2 separate regions of the Homo sapiens genome follow, and region 1 is linked to region 2. Evidence: read pairs that join two places in POLR2A ChIA-PET (ENCODE). Cell type or tissue: Caco-2. All regions are shown on one strand. Links, peaks and the distances in the headings refer to the core of each region. The heading gives the core; the rest is flanking DNA.

What was found. ChIA-PET counts read pairs that join two places held together with the same protein. Peaks named below come from ENCODE experiments on the same cell type or tissue, not always from the same donor. Only the 100,000 strongest peaks of a DNase experiment are listed, where the experiment ranks them.
Region 1: POLR2A ChIA-PET joins it to region 2 with 13 read pairs; 3 of 35 experiments call an interaction of 5 or more read pairs at or near these places.

The regions. Positions count from the first base shown.
Region 1 is chr17:31,884,608-31,894,280 of GRCh38, forward strand. It overlaps UTP6 (UTP6 small subunit processome component), which reads right to left. Exons shown (of 19, transcript NM_018428.3): 5 at 8,140-8,187; 6 at 7,653-7,716; 7 at 4,678-4,796; 8 at 2,629-2,706; 9 at 1,373-1,454. Among named protein-coding and RNA genes, the nearest start is that of UTP6, 12 kb to the right of the region's middle. RefSeq lists an enhancer at 5,336-5,515. In Caco-2, for the core only: no CTCF peak of the experiment used is centred there; no DNase peak of the experiment used is centred there.
Region 2 is chr17:32,346,001-32,355,673 of GRCh38, forward strand. ZNF207 (zinc finger protein 207) reads left to right here and starts at 4,157. Exons shown (of 12, transcript NM_001098507.2): 1 at 4,157-4,326; 2 at 5,786-5,912. The coding sequence starts at 4,286. It overlaps MIR632 (microRNA 632), which reads left to right and starts at 4,109; the gene lies at 4,109-4,202. It also overlaps a transcript of C17orf75 not described here. RefSeq lists a silencer at 417-598 and enhancers at 3,607-3,726, 3,897-4,246, 6,414-6,923, 8,240-8,741. In Caco-2, for the core only: no CTCF peak of the experiment used is centred there; DNase peaks (open chromatin) are centred at 4,101, 4,511 and 4,901; H3K4me3 peaks cover 3,070 bases.

The DNA.
Region 1 (9,673 bases), core at 2,005-7,004, 460 kb before region 2:
TTGAAATGAGAAATAGAATAAAATAGAAGAAAAGTCATCCCATAGTCCCCTCACCCCAGTGTCCCCCTACTCAAGCAAAGCTATTGTTAATCTTTGGAGTATTCATAAAAAAAGAACTAATTTTCAACTCCCCACGATTTAATTACTCCATGAGAACTTACTGAGGATTGGTGCAATGGCTCACACCAGTTATGCCATCACTTTGGGAGGCCAAGGCAGGAGGATCACTTGAGCTCAGGAGTTCAAGACTAGCCCGGACAACATGGTGAAACCTCATCTCTACTACAAGTACAAAAACTAGCCAGGCATAGAGGTCCATGCCCAGCTACTCAGGAGGCTGAAATGGGAGAATCACCTGAGCCCATGAAGTCGAGGCTACAGTGAGCCATAATTGTACCACTGCACTCCTGCGTGGGTGACAGAGTAAGACCCTGTCTCAAAAAAAAAACATGGAAGGATAAATGAGTACACGCTGGGTACAGTATACACTGCTCGTTGATGGGTGCACCAAAATCTCAGACATCACCACTAAACCTGTTCCCCAAAAACCTATTGACATTTTTATTTTTTTGAGATGAAGTCTCGCTCTGTTGCCCAGGCGCTCTCAGCTCACTGCAACCTCCACCTCCCGGGTTCAAGCAATTCTCCTGCCTCGGCCTCCCAAGTAGCTGGGATTACAGGCGCCCACCACCACACCCAGCTAATTTTTGTATTTTTAGTAGAAATGGGGTTTCACCATGTGGGCCAGGCTGGTCGCAAACTCCTGACCTCAGGTGATCCACCTGCCTTGGCCTCCCAAAGTGCTGGGATTACAGGCATGAGCCACCATACCCGGCCCAAACCTATTAAAATTTAAGGGAAAAAAATGGGAGTAGAATATAAATTTTAAAAAGAGACTTATGCCAGGCATGGTGGCTCACGCCTGTAATCCCAACACTTTGGGAGGCCAAGGCGGGCAGGTCACAAGGTCAGGAGTACGAGACCAGCCTAGCCAACATAGTGAAACTACGTCTCTACTAAAAATACAAAAATTAGCTGGGCAGGGTGGCACACACCTATAGTCCCAGCTACTTGGGAGGCTGAGGCAGGAGAATCACTTGAACCCAGGAAGCAGAGGTTGTGGTGAGCCGAGATCACGCCAATGCACTCCAGCCTGGGCAACAGATCAAGACTCCATCTCAAAAAATAAATAAGTTACTGAAATGTTCAATTATAGCCTAGGAAAAATAAGTATTTTCTGAAAGAAACAGGACACTATTCCTACAGAGTTTTATACACATTCTAATGGAAAATTTCAAAACTAGCTAAAGATCTTCATTAAGAAAAGAATGTTTCACTTTCCTACCAAAAATAATGTTCAAAAGATACCTACCTTTAATTATGCTTACAGAATTTTTGTAGATGATCCATGCCAACTCGCCCTTAAGGATTTCTTCAGAATAATCAGGATTCTCCTAAAGAGTGTTATATCAAACGTAACTTAACAGGTAGTACAAGGAGGAAAAGCACTAGGACGAAAATTAACAATCCTAGACTACCTGTGCCATATGACCACTGGTAAATCATGTCTCTCTCTCCGGGCCAGTTCCCTCACTTGTAAAGTGTGCAGCTTGAACAAGATCACTGACCTTCCAACTGTGTTCTCTGAGGCTCCAAGAGTGGTGGCAAGATCACATGGCTTAAGGCCTCACTCTCCATTTGGACCAAAACAGGTCAGATTTTACATGTCTTGTTTGCGCTTCTCTGTAACATTTTATTTGAATAAAAAAGTCCTGGCCTGGCGTGGTGACTCATGCCTATAATCCTAGCACTTTGGGAAGCCGAGGCAGGCGGATCACTTGAGATCAGGAGTTCATGACCAGCCTGGCCAACATGGCAAAACCCCATCTCTACTAGAAATACAAAAATTAGCCGGGAGTGGTGGCGGGCACCTGTAATCCCAGCTACTTCGGAGGCTGTGGCAGGAGAATCACTTGAACCCGGGAGGCGGAGGTTGCAGTGAGCCAAGATCGTGCCAGTGCACTCCAGCCTGGGCGACAAGGAGCAACACTCCGTCTGAGAAAAAAGTTCTAAGCTGGAAACCACAATAACAGACAATAGCAAAGTTTCTTCTCAGCTCTAACATTCTAAATCTTTTAATTATTCTGTCATATAAAAAATTATATAAAAAGGGAAAGAAAGAAGGCCAGGAAACCACACATTTCACAACCTTTCTCAAGCTCCTTGAATCCATTAATATATCACTTTATGAGATCATACAGCGTTAAAGAATAGTATTTGGCTATTCTGTAAGTAACAATTTTGAGAACCACATTAATTAGTCCAAATATCTATTTTTATAGCATAAAGCTTCATTTTCCTAACTAAGTCCATTTATAAGTAACACTAACTCATCTGGAAGTTTCAAAATGTAACAACATTAAACATTAAAGCTTGAACCCGGAGGCAGAGGTTGCAGTGAGCCAAGATGGTGCCACTGCACTCCAGCCTGTGTGACAGACCGAGACTCCGTCTCAAAAAAAAAGAAAAAAAAAGAAAAATATATTCCAAATATTTTCTCTTACTCCTAAGCAGGCTCAAAATGTTATACATCGTTAGCAAGTGAGAATAAAATAATTAGAACCTTACCACATCCATACTGGCTTTTTCAAATTCTTCCTTCTCCTTCCTCAGTTTTTCAGCATGCATCAGCTCCATCCTAAAGTACTACAGAAGAGAAATAAACTGAAAATCTTTGGAGATGCTTTTTAAAATTTTTTTGAGACAGGGTCTTGCTCTGTCACCCAAGCTGGAGTGCACTGGTGATGACAGCTCATTTCGGCCATGAATTCCTGCACTCAAGTGATCCCCTTGCCTCAGCTTCCTGAGTAGCTAGGATTAGAGGTGCATTCCATCACACTCAGATAATTTTTTTATTTTTATTTTTTGTAGAGACAGGATCTTGCTACGTTGCTGCCTGGCCTGAAACAACTGACCTCAAGTGATCCTCCTGCCTCAGCCTCCCAAAGTGCTGGGATTAAAGGCATGAGCCACCACACCCAGGCTTAACTTTCATTTAAGAATTAAATAGCAGGCTGGGCACGGTGGCTCATGCCTGTAATCCCAGCACTTTGGGAGGCCAGGCGGGCGGATCACTTGAGGTCAGGAGTTCGAGACCAGCCTGCCCAACATGGTAAAACCCCATCTCTACTAAAAATACAAAAGTTAGCGGGGCATGGTGGTGCACACCTATAATCCCAGCTACTTCGGGGGCTGAGGCAGGAGAATCGTTTGAACCCCGGGCGTGGAGGTTGCAGTGAGCCAAGAACACACCATTGCACTCCTGCCTGAGCAACAAGAGTGAGACTCCATCTCAAAAAAAAAAAAAAAAAAAAAAAGAATTAAATAGCAGTTTCTCTTTTATCCTGACAAATGACTCAGAAAACAGTGCAGCTTCCAATACATTCTTTCTCTTATTTGGGATTTTATCTAAAGCTTGGCCCTCAAATGTTCTAAGGCACCATCCATAAGGGAGTAAGTCCCCGAAGAGAGAAAGGAAGTACTACCAGGTATCTATCTCAAGAAAAGGAGACAGAAAGAACATGGAGAAAAGAGGAAGACAAGGCAAAGAAGCCAGAAGAGGGCTTCTTTGGAGAACCAAGGGAACAAGAAAAAAAAATAAAAACAAAAGTATAAAGAGGCTAAATCTGGCTCCCAGCTAAAAAAATGTTAGAGTCTAGTTCCCTATTCCTTCCAACCACAGGAAGGAGGCGGGGGTTCCAACCTCTCAACTAACTTAGAAGCTGCAGTGTCAACACCTACAAAAAGATGTTTTTCCCTGGCCGGGCATGGTGGTTCACACCTGTAATCCCACCACTTTCAGAGGCTGAGGCAGGCAGATCACCTGAGTTCGGGAGTTTGAGACCAGCCTGCCCAACAGGGCGAAACTCCATCTCTACTAAAAATACAAAAATTAGCCGGACGTGGGATCCCACCTACTCAGGAGGCTGAGGCAGGAGAATTGCTTGAACCCAGGAGGTAAAGGTTGCAATGAGCCAAGACCGGGCCACTACACTCCAGCCTGGGAAACAGAACGAGACTCCATCTCAAAAAATAAAAAAGATGTTTGTCCTTACCCACACCTCCACACTTATTCCTAGCCTCCATAAATTGAAGCCTTTTTTATTTAATAAAGAATACATGGGCCGGGCGCAGTGGCTCACGCCTGTAATCCCAGCACTTTGGGAGGTGGAGGCGGGCGGATGACCAGGTCAGGAAATCGAGATCATCCTGGCTAACATGGTAAAACCCCATCCCTAATAAAAAATACAAAAATTTAGCCAGGCATGGTGGCAGGCACCTGTAGTCCCAGCTACTCGGAAGGCTGAGGCAGGAGAATGGTGTGAACCCAGGAGGCAGAGCTTGCAGTGAGCCGAGACCGTGCCACTGCACTCCAGCCTGGGCAACAGAGCAAGACTGTCTCAAAAAAAAAAAGTGAAACCAGCCTGGCCAACATGGCAAAACCCCGCCTCTACTAAAAATACAAAAAAAATAGCCAGGTATGGTGGCGGGCACCTGTAATCCCAGCTACTCGGGAGGCTGAGGCGTAAGAATTGCTTGAATCCAGGAAAAAAAAATATGTCTCCAGAGGACCAAACTGAAACATCACTGTCTCATCCTATGTGCATACACACTCACTTCTTTATAAAGTTTTGGGCACTCTGGATGAAAGCGCAGTGCGCGAAGAAATAGTTGCCTTGCGCTTTCTGAAGACAATCGATCTTCCATTTCCCATTTGGCTGCCATAATCCACAAAGCTGTAAGTGAAAAACCATCAGATTTCATTTCAATAAATTAATCAAGTCAGACAAGAAAAGAACCAAATGATCCAATTTTAATACTCGCACAATTTTTTTTTTTTTTTTTTTTTGAGACAGTCTCACTCTGTCGCCCAGGCTGGAGTGCAGTGACGCAATCTCGGCTCACTACAAGCTCCGCCTCCCAGGTTCATGCCATTCTCCTGCTTCAGTCTCCCGAGTAGCTGGTACTACAGGCACCCGCCACCATGCCCGGCTAATTTTTTTTGTATTTTTAGTAGAGACGGGGTTTCACCATGTTAGCCAGGATGGTCTCAATCTCCTGACCTCGTGATCCGCCCGCCTCGGCCTCCCAAAGTGCTAGGATTACAGGCATGAGCCACTGCGCCCGGCCCACTCAAACAATTTTTTAAAAAAACCTTTAACAAAAGGGGAAGCAGTTCGGACAGACAGTTTCTAACTGCAAAGCTTGGCTACGTTATCTAAAATTAGAAACAGTATTCTGAAGCAAATGAGTAAATGATAACAAATGTTCAATTTAGAGGATGAGTACCTAAGTGTCTGTTACTGTTTTCATCAGATCTAAGGACATTATTGTAAGTCACATACAATTTTTTTCTTTTTTTGAGACAGGGTCTTGCTCTGTTGCTCAGGCTGCAGTGGCACAAACAACAGCTCACTGCAGTCTTCACCTACCAGAATCCCACCTTAGCCCCTCAAGTAGCTGGGACCACATGCATACACCATCACGCCCACCTAAATTTTGTAACTTTGTAGAGATGGGTTTTCACCATGTTGCTCAGGCTGGTCTCAAACTCCTGATCTCAAATGATCTGCCTGCCTCGGCTTCCCAAAGTGCTGGGATTATAGGCATAAGCCACCGTGCCTGGCCCACATACAAATTTTAAAGGTAGTAAAATGCCAGAAAAAGGCCAGGCACAGTGGCTCACACCTGTAGTTCCAGCACTTTGGGAGGCCGAGGCAGGCAGATCACTTGATGTCAGGAGTTTGAGACCAGCCTGGCCAACATGGTGAATCCTCGTTTCTACTAAAAAATACAAAAAATTAGCCAGGCGTGGTGGCACCCTCCTATAGTCTCAGCTATTACGGAGACTGAGGCAGAAGGATCACTTTAACCTGGGAGGCAGAGGTTGCAGTGAGCTGAGATCACACGACTACACCCCAGCCTGGGCGACAGAGCAAGACTCCATGTCAAAAAAAAAAGTCCAGAAAAAACTGCTTATCTTACCACAAATAAAATTATTTTTTGCTCTTTTCTCAATATTTAGAGAAATTATAGGGCAAGCCACAGTGGCTTACTCCTGTAATCCCAGCACTTTGGGAGGCTGAGGTGCACAGATCGTTTGAGGCTGGGAGTTCTGAGACCAGTCTGGCCAACATGGCGAAACCCCATCTCTACTAAAAATACAAAAATTAGCCAGGCGTGGTGGTGCACATCTGTAATCCCAGCTACTTAGAAGGCTGAGGCATGAGAATCACTTGAACCCAGGAGACAGAGGTTGCAGTGAGCTGATATCACACCACTGCACTCCAGCCTGGGCAACAGAGGCAAGACTCTGTCTCAAAAAAATAAAAAATAAAATAAATTATAATTCATAATTTTCTCTAAAACCCTTTGTCCTTCTACATGGGAAATTAACCCTGAGTTAACATTCTAGCTATTTCCCTAGACATTTAATAAAGGTCACCTATCTTATCAAGATTGCTTTTGTTAAAAATGACGCCTGATTGGTAACCACACCTGGAATAGAAGGGTCAGCAATGGTGGCAAGCAATTGCTTTGGGCTTCCTTGAACATGTGACTCCTAAAATTGAGCATGACCTTTCTAGGATCTGTAGAAGCCATGCCCATCCATGGGGCTTCTAAACCAGACTGGATCCCCTACCTACTGATATGATCTCATCTCCTCATACCTGAACAGTCACCTTAGGAACCAGAGGCTACCTCCATTCTGCTAAGAGCATTCTGCAGAAGGAACATACCTAAGGCTATCCTGCTATATTTCTGAGTAAACTGGTGCCAAATGTAGTCTATTTGAGTCTTGTGTGGTATAAGATATCTGATTAAGCCTAATACCCTGAGAATAGGTGCTGAGGCCCCTCCACTATCAACTAGACCATTTATACATTATTCACAAGAGAAATATTTCTCTTACAAAACATGAGTCTACTCTGTACCAGCACTCTTCTAAAATTTATATTGATATTTTCCCCTTTAAGCTTCTAAAATTCCTCAGATTTGACTGCCTCCAAATAAAATGTCCCACAAAGGATTCAAAAGTTTATTTTGCCATCATCTAAAAAGAAATACAGTCTGGCCGGGAGTGGTGGCTCACGCCTGTAATCCCAGCACTTTGGAAGGCCAAGGCGGGTGGATCACGAGGTCAGGGGTTCGAGAGACCAGCCTGACCAACGTGGTAAAACCCAGTCTCTACTAAAAATACAAAAATTAGCTGGGCGTGGTGGCGGGCACCTGTAATCCCACCTACTCAGGAGGCTAAGGCAGGAGAATTGCTTCAACCTGGGAGGCGGAGGTTGCAGTGAGCCAAGATCACACCACTGCCCTCCAGCCTGGGCGACAGAGCGAGACTCCGTCTCAAAAAAAAAAGAAATACAGTCCTTCTTGCCTGCAGATACAACACCTAGGACAGTAACTAGTATATAGTAGGCAGGGGTGAACTATGAGGCAGCTATTCAGTAAGAAAAACTGCTGAGGCCAACTGCCTAAGCTCAAGTCCTCAAAATAATTTCTCTTAGATTCATCAATCGAAATAAAATCCAAAATGGCTTGAGTCTAAATAAAACATAGAAAAATTGACAAAGATTTCACCATACCTGGTTTGTTGGAATGAATCGCCAACATGGCAGAGAATACCTTGCTAAGTCGAGTTTTAGTAGCCTGTAAAAAAGGAAAATATTTCTACTTCCTGCACAGATAAATCATTGATCTTACTCTCTAAGTAATATGTACCCTAACTTTACCAACTGTAAAATCCAATGGAGCATGACATGCTATTGCTAGGGATATATAAACGAACACAGACCCTCAAAATTTTCTACCTCAATTAAACCACTAAACACTTTAAATATCTTTTTAAAAAGTCAACTGTATTGAACAAACACACGTAAAAATTATATTCTTTTCAATTGAATTGGAAACCATAGTCATTCAGATATCCAATGTTATATTGATGTTCCGCCTTCTTGGGTTCTTTTTTCATGTTAACCCTACACTTCAGGAAAAAACATCTGGCATGAAGCTTAAAGGGCAGATTAACAAAAAGACGGTCAGAGGAAGCAAGACATGCATGGCTTTACTCACCCACTTCTTACAAAAAGCCACATAGGAGAGCCAAAGTTGAACATCGTCCTGCAAGAAAAGCAATGTAGTAAGCTGCCCAAATTTGACCTTTACATATAATACACCTTTGCATTAATTAATTTTGCTAAAAACAAGCAAATTTCAGGTTGGATGCGGTGGCTCACACCTGTAATCCCACCACTTTGTGAAGCCGAAGCGGGCGGATCACTTGAGGTCAGGAGATTGAAACCAGCCTGGCCAACATGGTGAAACCCCACCTAACCTAAAATTACAAAGATTATTGGGAGGCCAAGGCGGATTGATCACTTGAGGTCAGGAGTTCAAAACCAGCCTGTCAAATATGGTGAAACCCCGTCTCTACTAAAAATACAAAAAAATTAGCCGGACTTGGTGGCAGACCCCTGTAATCCCAGCTACTCAGGAAGTTGAGACAGGAGAATCGCTTGAAGCCGGGAGGCCGAGATCGGGCCACTGCACTCCAGCCTGGGCAACATAGGGAAGCTCCAACTCAAAAAAACAAACAAAAAAAATTAGCCAGGTGTGGTGGTATGTGCCTGTAATCCCAGCTACTAGGGAGGCTGAGGCAGAAGAATCACTTGAACCTAGGAGGCGAAGGTTGCAGTGAGCTGCCGAGATTGTGTGCCACTGCACTCTAACCTGGGTGACAGAGCAAGACTCCACCTCAAAAAAAAAAAAAAAAAAAAGCCAGGCACAATGGCTCAGGCCTGTAATCCCAGCACTTTTGGAGGCTGAGGCAGGTGGATCACCTGAGGTCAGGAGTTTGAGACCAGCCTGGCCAAGATGGTGAAACCCTGTCTACTAAAAATACAAAAATTAGCCAGGCGCGGTGGTGCGTGCCTGAAGTCCCAGGTACTGGGGAGGCTGAGGCAGGAAAATTGCTTCAATCTGGGAGGCAGAGGTTGCAGTGAGCCAAGATCACACCACTGCACTCTAGCCTGGGCAACAGAGCAAAACTCCATCCCCCACCAAAAAAAAAAAAAAAAAAAAAGAAGCAGATTTCAGAAAATCCAGTCACCTCTCATCCTATCTGGCTCTTCCTCACAAAGGCCTCCGATCTCTTAACTATGATAATTCAACCTTTCCCCCAACTCCCACTCACAATGCTCCAAAAAAACTTTGTTATCTATCCAGTTGGTTTAATGCAGTTCTTAAAGAATCTCAATCTGGGGTAGCAATATAAAATTTGTCATTACCAAGAATCCAAAATACTTCTCATATAATATACCCAATCCCAAACACTCCCGTAATCCCAGCACTTTGGGAGGCTGAGGTGGGCAGATCACTTGAGCCCAGGAGTTCGAGACCAGCCTAAAAAACATGACGAAACCCTATGTCTACCAAAAATACAAAAATTAGCCAGGCACGGTGGCATGCGCCTGTGATCCCAGCTACTGGGGAGGCTGAGGTGGGAGAATCATTTGAGCCTGGGAGGCAGAGGTTACAGTGAACCGAGATCACCCTACTGTACTCTAGTCTGGGCAACACAGTGAGACCTTATCTCAAAAAAAAAAAA
Region 2 (9,673 bases), core at 2,041-7,040:
CATATCCATAAATATTTCTCTATGTATCTATTTTAAAATAAACACGAGTTCATTCTGGTGTCTCCAGCTCTAATCCATGGCCGCATGGATCATTCTAGCCTCCTCCCCTTGCTTATCTATAAACTCACTACAACGAGAGGCACAGCATGGTGGCTCACGCTTGTTAATCTTAACACTTAGAAGCTAAGGCAGGAGGATCACTTGAGCCCAGGAGTTCAAGACCAGCCTGGACAACAAAGCGAGACCTTACCTCTACAAAAAACACAAAAATTAGCAAGGCATGGTGGCATGGCCCTGTAGTCCCTGCTACTCCGTGGGCTGAGGTGGGAGGATCCATTGAGCCCAGGAGATCAAGGCTGCAGTGTGCTACGATTGCACCACTGCACACTACCAGCCTGGGCCACCGAAACCCAGCTAATTTTTAATTTTTTCATAGAGACAGGATATTGCTTTGTTGCCCAGGCTCGCCTTAAACTTCTGGCTTCAAGTGATTCTCCCACCTCAGCCTCCCAAGGTACTGGGATTACAGGAATGGGCTAGCGCACCAGGCCTTCTTTAATTTCTAACAGCAATTTTTTTTTGTTTTTTTTTGAGACGCAGTCTCGCTCTGTTGCCAGGCTGGAGTGCAGTGGCACGATCTCGGCTCACTGCAACCTCTGCCTCCCAGGTTCAAGCGATTCTCCTGCCTCAGCCTCCCGAGTAGCTGGAACTACAGGCACACGCCACTAGGCCCAGCTAATTTTTGTATTTTTAGCAGAGACAGGGTTTCACCATGTTGGCCAGGATGGTCTCAATCTCTTGACCTCAGGTGATCCGCCTGCCTAAGCCTCCCAACTAACAGCAATATTTTATTGCTTATTGCTTTCATAGTAAAAGTGTTTTAATCTGTTTATGGTGCTGTAACAAACACCACAGACTGGGGAATTTATGAATAACAGAATTGTATTTCTTTCTTTCTTTTTTTTTTTGGAGCTGGAGTCTCACTCTGACACCAAGGCTGGAGTACAGTGGCACAATCTCAGCTCACTGCAACCTCCACCTGCCAGGTTCAAGCCTCAGCCTGGGTTCTACTGTCTCAGCCTCCTGAGTAGCTGGGATGACAGGCACCCACCACAATGCCCAGCTAATTTTTGTATTTTCAGTAGAGACAGGATTTTGCCATGTTGGCAAGGCTGGTCTCGAACTCTTGATCTCAGGTGATCAACCCACATCGGCCTCCCAAAGTGCTGGGATTACAGGCATGAGCCACCACACCTGGCCAGAATTTTATTTCTTTTCTTTCTTTTTTTTCCCCCGAGATGGAGTTTCACTCTTATTGCACAGGCTGGAGTGCAATGGCGCAATCTCGGCTCACTACAACCTCCGCCTCCTGGGTTCAAGTGATTCTCCTGCCTCAGCCTCCAGAGTAGCTGGGATTACAGGCGCCCGCCACCACACTCAGCTATTTTTTTTGTATTTTTTAGTAGAGACAGGGTTTCATCATGTTGGCCAGGCTGGTCTCGAACTCCTGACCTCAGGTGATCCACCTACCTCAGCCTCCCAAAGTGTTGGGATTACAGGGGTGAGCCACCACCACACCCACTGAATTATATTTTCTTATAGTCTGGAAATTTGGAAATCCAAGATCAAGGCACTAATACTCAGTGTCTGATGAGGGCATTCTTGCTGCATCCTCATTTGGTTGAGGCAAGAGAGAGTAGAGTTTAGTTCCTTCCAGCACTTTAATAAAATCACTAATCCCCCCCCACCCAGTTTACTCATGATTTAATCACCTGCTAAAGGTCCCAACTCTTAATGCTATCACATTGGTGATTACGTTTCAAGCAGTTGGGGGGATATTCAGCACATTGCAATACGGTTTTAAACTTTTTCATTTTTCAATTTATTTTTTCATAGAGATGGTCTCACTATGGTGCCCAGGTTGGTCTCACACTCCTGGCCTCAAGCCACCCTCTTGCCTCAGTCTCCCAAAGCACGGCAATTACAGGCTTGAGCAACTGCACCCAGCCTGAACTTTTTTTTTTTTTTTCTTTTTGAGACAGAGTCTTGCTCTGTCGCCCGGACTGGAGTGCAGCAGAGTGATCTCGGCTCACTGCAGCCTCCGCCTCCCGGGTTCAAGCGATTCTCCTGCCTCAGCCTCCGGAGTAGCTGGGATTACAGGCGTGCCCCACCACGCCTGGCTAATTTTTTTTTGGTATTTTTAGTAAAGACCGGGTTTCACCATGTTGGCCAGGCTGGTCTTCAACTCCTGATCTCAGGTGATCCACCCGCCTCAGCCTCCCACAGTGCTGGGATTACAGGTGTGAGCCACTGCGCACAGCCCAAACTGATCCTTTAAAATTCAAATTTAATTCAGCTCCACACATACTTTGTGTTTTGGGGCAAATTATTCCAGCTCTCTTAAGTCTCTTTTATCTCATCTCTATTAACAAGTTGACAATAATGGCTCCTACCCCAGAGGCTGAGACAAATAATGTTAAAACTCACTACAATGCTTGGCACACGGTAGGTGCTCCATGGATGTCTGCTATTATTTTTTGCTTTTAATAGTAACATAATTTACATTACTAGTTATTATTATATGCTAAGCTCTGTTTTAAGTGCAGCCAAGATGAAGTTTAACTGCCTTGCCCAAAGTCAGGCAGCTAAGCAGTGGCACTGGTGGACTATGAACCCAAGCACTGGACTTTTAACCACCTCTCACTTGCATGATCCTCCAGTTGCCCTCTTAGAACCACTGTGCCTTCTCAGAGACTTCAGCTGAAATCCAACTTCTGAGAATGCTTCTAGGGTTCGCCAGAACCCGCCTTTGCTAGCCTCCCTAGGATTATCTCTTGTGACCAGCACCTTCACTGACAGCTCCAGTCTTTTTTTTTTTTTTTTGAGACGGAGTCTCACTCTGTCACCCAGGCTGGAATGCAATGGCGAGATCTCGGCTCACTGCAACCTTCACCTCCCAGGTCCAAGTGATTCTCCTGCCTCATTCTCCCGAGTAGCTGAGGTTACAGGCGCCTGCCACTACGCCTGGCTAATTTTTGTATTTTTAGTAGAGACAGGGTTTCACCATGTCGGCCAGGCTGGTCTCGAACTCCTGACCTCAAGTGATCCGCCTGCCTCGGCCTTGGCCCATAGTGTTGGGATTACTGGCGTGAGCAACCGCGCCCGGCTATCAGCTCCAGTCTTACCACGATTAGTTTTTCACGTGCCCAGCCTCAAAGACTTAAACTCTTTGCTCCCTTACGGAGATACCCTTTCCTTCACCTTGCTTGCTCCCGTTGACTCCTCAAGAAACCTTTCTTATGTCGGGCGCAGCGGCTCAAGCCTGCAATCCAGCACTTTGGGAGGCCGAGGCGGGCGGATCACTTGAGCCCAGGAGTTCGAGACCAGCCTCGCTAACATGGTGAAACCCCATTCTACTAAAAATACAAAAATTAGCCGGGCTTGGTGGCGCGGGCCTGCAGTCCCAGCTACTCGGGAGGCTGAGGTAGGAGAATCGCTTGAACCCGGGAGACGGAGGTTGCAGTGAGCAGAGATCGCGCCGCTGCACTCCAGCCTGGGAGACAGAGCGAGACTTGGTCTCAGAAAAATAAAACAAAACAAAGAAAAACAAAACTTTACTTGACAACCCAACGACCACTACCACTACAGCCGCCCTAGGACTCCCGCTCTCTGAGGTCCTACAGCACTTCGCATTTCCCTCAACGCCGCACTGAGAACTCTGCATTGTGTACTCGTCTGTCACCAATCTGCGAGTTACAAAGCAGAGACTAACTTATTTGGTTTAGCATTTAATAGGCACATAATCAACATTTACTGTTCAATTGAAACAAAATTAAAATTGGGCGCTGTCTCTATCTTTATTTGTGATCGGCCCTAACTGCACTGGCAATCTTTTCCGTTTTTTTGTTTTCTGTTTTCCATTCGCATGCCCCTTAGCGTACCTGGGGCTCCGGCTCCTTTACAAATGAAACCCAAAGTGCTCCGCAAGCACAGCCAGCGAAAGCGAAAAACTCTGAAACGGACAAGATGGCTGCCACCTCTTCGCGCCTCTTAGTCCCACCCACTCAGGGCGGAGGTCTGCGTCATGTGACCCTCCCCTTCTTGGCTCCGCCTCCTACCGCAGTGCTTGACGGGAGGCGGAGCGGGGAACGAGGCCGTCGGCCATTTTGTGTCTGCTTCCTGTGGGACGTGGTGGTAGCCGTTGGGTTGGGAAAGTGAGGGATTTTTGGCCTCGTTTCTCCTGCTTCTTTTCTCCTCCCTTTTACTTTGCCGGTAGAACACAGTTATGGGTCGCAAGAAGAAGAAGCAGCTGAAGCCGTGGTGCTGGTATCCTTTGTCGGTTTGAAGTCGAGGTCGCGTTGGGGTGCCGGTTGTTGGGGCCTGGGACTAGGAGGCCTGGATTTGGCTTACGGCGTGGAGCGTTTGTATTTAGGCGTCTGCGTGGGTGGCCTGGTGGCTGGGATTGGACTTGGGAAGGCTTCTAGGAAAATGGGGTTCCGAGGTCGACAGGCTTTTGCAGTTGTGGGTCGTGTGACTCTGTGACTCAGGAGGATCTTGTTCGGTGCGAATTTTGGACTCCGGGAGGCGGCCTGGACCCCTCCGCCAGGGACAGTGTCCCCTAGGGACTATTCAGCCACCTTCCGTTGTTTTGGTGACGATTCAACAAGGGACTTTTCTTCGAGTGCGATAGGCTTATTACTTTCATGGAGGGTTGGGGACAGCTTCACAGTCTGTCACCCACTTTTTCTGTTTTTATTTACTTTATGTGTGTTTTGTGTTTATTTTTTCGAATTGGCGGTTTAGTAAAGAACCAAGTTAGTCAACCCTGGTTTCGAACCTTTTTTTTTTTTTTTTTCTTTTCGGGGCGGGAGGAGAACTAGCTTCCGTGTCTCACCCAGAGGCGCCTTAATCTTCAGGAAGCGTTCTCACAGGGCGGAGTTTCTGTTACCCAACTTTGTAGGACTAAAAAGTGCCTATCTTATTAGGAAAACTCTTACTACAGTGTGGTATTAATGCTTTTTCTGGAAGCGTTAATATTCTTTACATTAAAATTGATTTTATTTACTGTTTTGTACGTAAAGGCGGCTTGTTACAGTACTGCGTTTATGTAACAGTTTTAAAAATAGCTTAAATACGGTTACGAATTTTGTAATGTGATTTTAGGAAAATCTGAGTAGTGAGGTAAGAATTCTGTTTTATTGATGTAAGAATTCTGCTTTATTGATTTTATTGATCTGTGAATTTAAATACATTGCTTGGCAACATAAATTCATACGGAATTGGAAACAACTTTATGGATTGTTCATTCGAAATTATGTGATTATTGTTCACCATATAGTTACTCTTAGATTCTAAATATTGCTAAATTCCTAATCCAGTTATTGCTATCGTCTTCATATCTAGTGAAGTAATTGTCTTGACAGAACCTTAGGGATTTCTTAACTGAACTCTTTCCTGTCCTCAGTGTGCATTTGTAAATGTTGAAATATTTATAACAAAAGTTTCACCGACATCTCTGTTAAACACAGGAATTTGACAAAGTATATTGCTGATTATTGAGATGTGTTTTTTGGGGTGGTGAAGAGAGCTGGCCTTCTAGGAAATTGAAAATACTGAAATAACATGGCAAGTGTAGTCCCTAATTGTGTAATAAATATAAAAAGCAGAGTTTCTATACAGTACCATTTTGGTTTTAGCTGTTCCCATATTGTAATGTTATCCATATGTTTTTATTATAGGCAGTGTCATCATTAGGCTGTCTTTGTGCCTTAACAGTATTGATCAGGTATTGTAATAGAGATTTTGATGATGAGAAGATCCTTATTCAGCACCAAAAAGCAAAGCATTTTAAATGCCATATATGTCACAAGAAATTGTATACAGGACCTGGCTTAGCTATTCATTGCATGCAGGTAAGGATTTTTCTTCTGTATTTATTGTCCGCTTGTGATTTGGAAACAACTTGAAAGAATAATCTTTTTTATTTTTTTGAGTTTCGGTCTTGTCGCCCAAGCTGGAGTGCAGTGGTGCAATCTCGGCCCACTGCAACCTCTGCCTCTCGGGTTCAAGCTATTCTTCTGCCTCAGCCTCCGGAGTAGTTGGGACTACAGGCAGCCGCCACCATGCCCGGCTAATTTTTTGTATTTTTAGTAGAGACTGGGGTTTCACCATGTTGGCCAGGCTGGTCTCGAACTCCTGACCTCAGGTGATCCACCCACCTGGGCCTCCCAGAGTGCTGGGATTACAGGCGTGAGCCACCGCGCCTGGCCGAAAGAATAATCATTTATTTCTCTGACAACTGTAGTTTTGTTTTTTTTTTGTTCACTTACTTACTGCAAAAGATAAGATAGCCAATCAGCATTAAAAAAAACAAAAAATTTGTTCGATAGCCATCAAGACAATAAACAAAACTGGCTTTTTATGTTTAAAGAGGGTTTGTATTTGTATTTAGTTTGATAGTACCTTACTAGGTTAGATTGGTAACATATCGAAATCACTAAATATTTCCTGAGTACTTGGAGCAGAGAACAAGGATCAGCGATTTAGATTTTGTAGGTGGTCTGGCCTTAAGAATTAATACTTAATTAGCAGTCATTACTCACTGCCATTGAAGGATCTGTTATTATCTGTAGCTTGGGGCTAGGCTAATTTCAGCAATTTATTTATTGGACTTCTTTTGGAATGGCAGCATTGTACTTTTTGCTTTTGTTTTTAAGAGATGGCCTTGCTCTGTGGCCCAGGCTGGATTGCAGTGACATGGTTATGGCTCACTGCAGCCTCATATTCCTGGGTTCTAGCCGTCTTCCTGCCTCGTTCTCCCAAAGCCCTGGGATTATGGGCATGAGCCATTGTGCCAGCCCAGAATTGTATTTCATTTAATAATTTCTAGGTTTCGGCTGGGCGCGGTGGCTCACGCCTGTAATCCCAGCGCTTTGGGAGGCCAAGGTGGGCGGATCACAAGGTCAGGAGTTCAAGACAGCCTGACCAACATGGTGAAACCCCATCTCTACTAAAGATACAAAAATTAGCCGGGTGTGGTGGCATGGGCCTGTAATCCTGGCTACTGGGGAGGCTGAGGCAAGAGAATCATTTGAACCCTGGAGGCAGAGGTTGCAGTGAGCTGAGATGGTGCCACTGCATTCCAGCCTGGGCAACAGGGTGAGACTCTGTCTCAATAATAATAATAATGACAATAATTTCTAGGTTTTTAAAGTTCTTTTAATAAATAGCGAGAGCATTGTAATTTATATTTTTTAAGATCTAGTAAGTACCTTCATGTCTCATTCAACATTATTCTACTTTGCTTAGTCCTAGAGCTGTCTGAATTTTTGCTAAATTAGACCTTACAGAAATATGAGATGAGCAAATACCAAATCATTGGAAACTACTATGGGTGGGAGGTAGGGAGACGTGATTTCTCCAGGTTTAAAGATAAATTTATATAGATCCTTTTCACTCCAGATACTTTAACAATAATTTAATATTCATTTTAAAATGTTGACCAGATGTGGTGGCTCACGCCTGTAATCCCAGCACTTTGGGAGGCCGAGGCTGGTGGATCACCTGAGGTCAGGGTTTCAAGACCAGCCTGACCAACGTGGTGAAACCCCATCTCTACAAATACCAAAAATTAGCTGGGCATGGTGGCAGGCACATGTAGTCCTGGCTACGGGGGCGGGGGGAGGGCTGGGGGCGGGGGGCGCGAGGCGGGTGCTGAGACAGGAGAATCACTTGAACCCGGGAGGCAGAGTTTGCGGTGAGCTGAGTTTGTGCCACTGCACTCCAGCCTGGGTGACAGAGACTCTGTCTCCAAAAAAAAAAAAAAAAAAAAAAAAATTGTTAGAGAACCTACTACATGTTAGACTCACAGCTGTTCACTGTTGCAGCCATTAGTTACATGTGGCTATTTAAAATGATATAAATATCTAAATGCTCAGTTTCTCTGTCAAGTAGCTAACTTATATTGGGTAGTGTGGATAAGAACATTTTGTTTTGATTGATTGACAGGGTCTCATTCTGTTGTCCAGGCTGGAGTGCAGATCATAGCTCACCGCAACTTTGAACTCCCTTACTCAAATGATCCTTCCACCTTAGCCTCCTGAGTACCTGGGACAACAATTGTGTACCACCATACCTGGCTATTTTTAAAATTTTATTTTTGTAGAGACAGGGTCTCACTATGTTGCACAGGCTGGTCGCCCAACTCCCAGGATCAATCGATTCTCCCACTCGGCCTCCCAAAGTGCTGGAATTACAGTTGTGAGCCACTGAGCCCGGCCATTTTCTTTAATTCTGAATGAAATAGGGGTTTAAATAGAGATGTATGCTCTGTCAGTTTTTTTTTTGTTTTATTTTGAAACGGAGTTTTGCTCTGTCTTGTGCTCACTGCAGCCTCCGCCTCCTGGGCTTAAGTGATTCTTGTGCATCAGCCTTCCAAATAGCTAGGATTACAGGCATGCACCACCGTGCCTGCCTGAGTTGTATTTTTAGTAGAGATGGGGCTTCACCACGTTGGCCAGGGTGGTCTTGAACTCCTGGCCTCAAGTGATCCCATCTACTTTGGCCTCCCAAAGTGCTGGGATTACAGGCATAAGTCACTGCAGCTGGCCTCTATTAGACTTTTTTTTTTTTCTTGAGACGGAGTCTCTTTCGTCCAGGCTGGAGTGCAGTGGGCGTGATCTCGGCTCACCGCAGCCTCTGCCCTCCGGGTTCAAGCAATTCTCCTGCCTCAGCCTCTCGAGTAGCTGGGATTACAGACGCCTGCCATTGTGCCTAGCTAATTGTTTTGTATTTTTAGTACAGATGGGGTTTCACCATCTTGGCCAGGCTGGTCTTGAACTCCTGACCTCCTGATCCACCTTCCTTGGCCTCCCAAAGTGCTGGGATTACAGGCGTGAGCCACTGCGCCCAGCCTGTAAGACTTTTTAAAAGGATTTTTCTGGCTGCAGGGTTGAAAGTAAAGTGCAGAGTACGGTGAGACCACTTTAGAAGACTTAGAATATTCCAGACAAGAGGAGATGGTGACAGAGACCAGAGTTTGATAGGTTAGATATGGGGTATAAGAAAAAGTGAGGAGTTAAGGGTGGTCTCAAGATGTTGATCTCAAGATGGTCTGGCTAGGTGCGGTGGCTCACGCCTGTAATCAGCACTTTGGTAGGCCGAGATGGACTAATCACTTGATCCTAATAGTTCGAGACTAGCCTGGGCAATATAATGAGACCCTGTCTCTACAAAAAATGCAAAGTTGGGCATGGTGGCACGTGCCTGTGTCCCAGCTACTCAGGAGGCTGAGGCAGGAGGATCGCTTGAGCTGGGGAGGACGAGACTGCAGTGAGCCGTGATAGCACTACTCAGCTCCAACTTGGGCTACAAGAGTGAAACCCTGTCTCAAAAATGTTTATTTTGAGCATATGACGAGATGTGAAAAGCTACAGGGATAATAGGCTTAAGAATGAGAATAAGGGAGTCCTGTGTTAATTTTGAGTGTAGGTATGTTTGAGGTCTATTAAATATCCAGATGAAAAGGTTACCGAAGCAGTTTGATGTACAAGTCAGGAGTTCATAGAAATTAAAACAGGAGATAGAAATTTGGACGCATACAATGTAAGGGTGGCTAGTTTAAGCCGCGCTACCAGATGTCCTTTGTAAGGACTGTAGTGTGGTTGGAAATTAG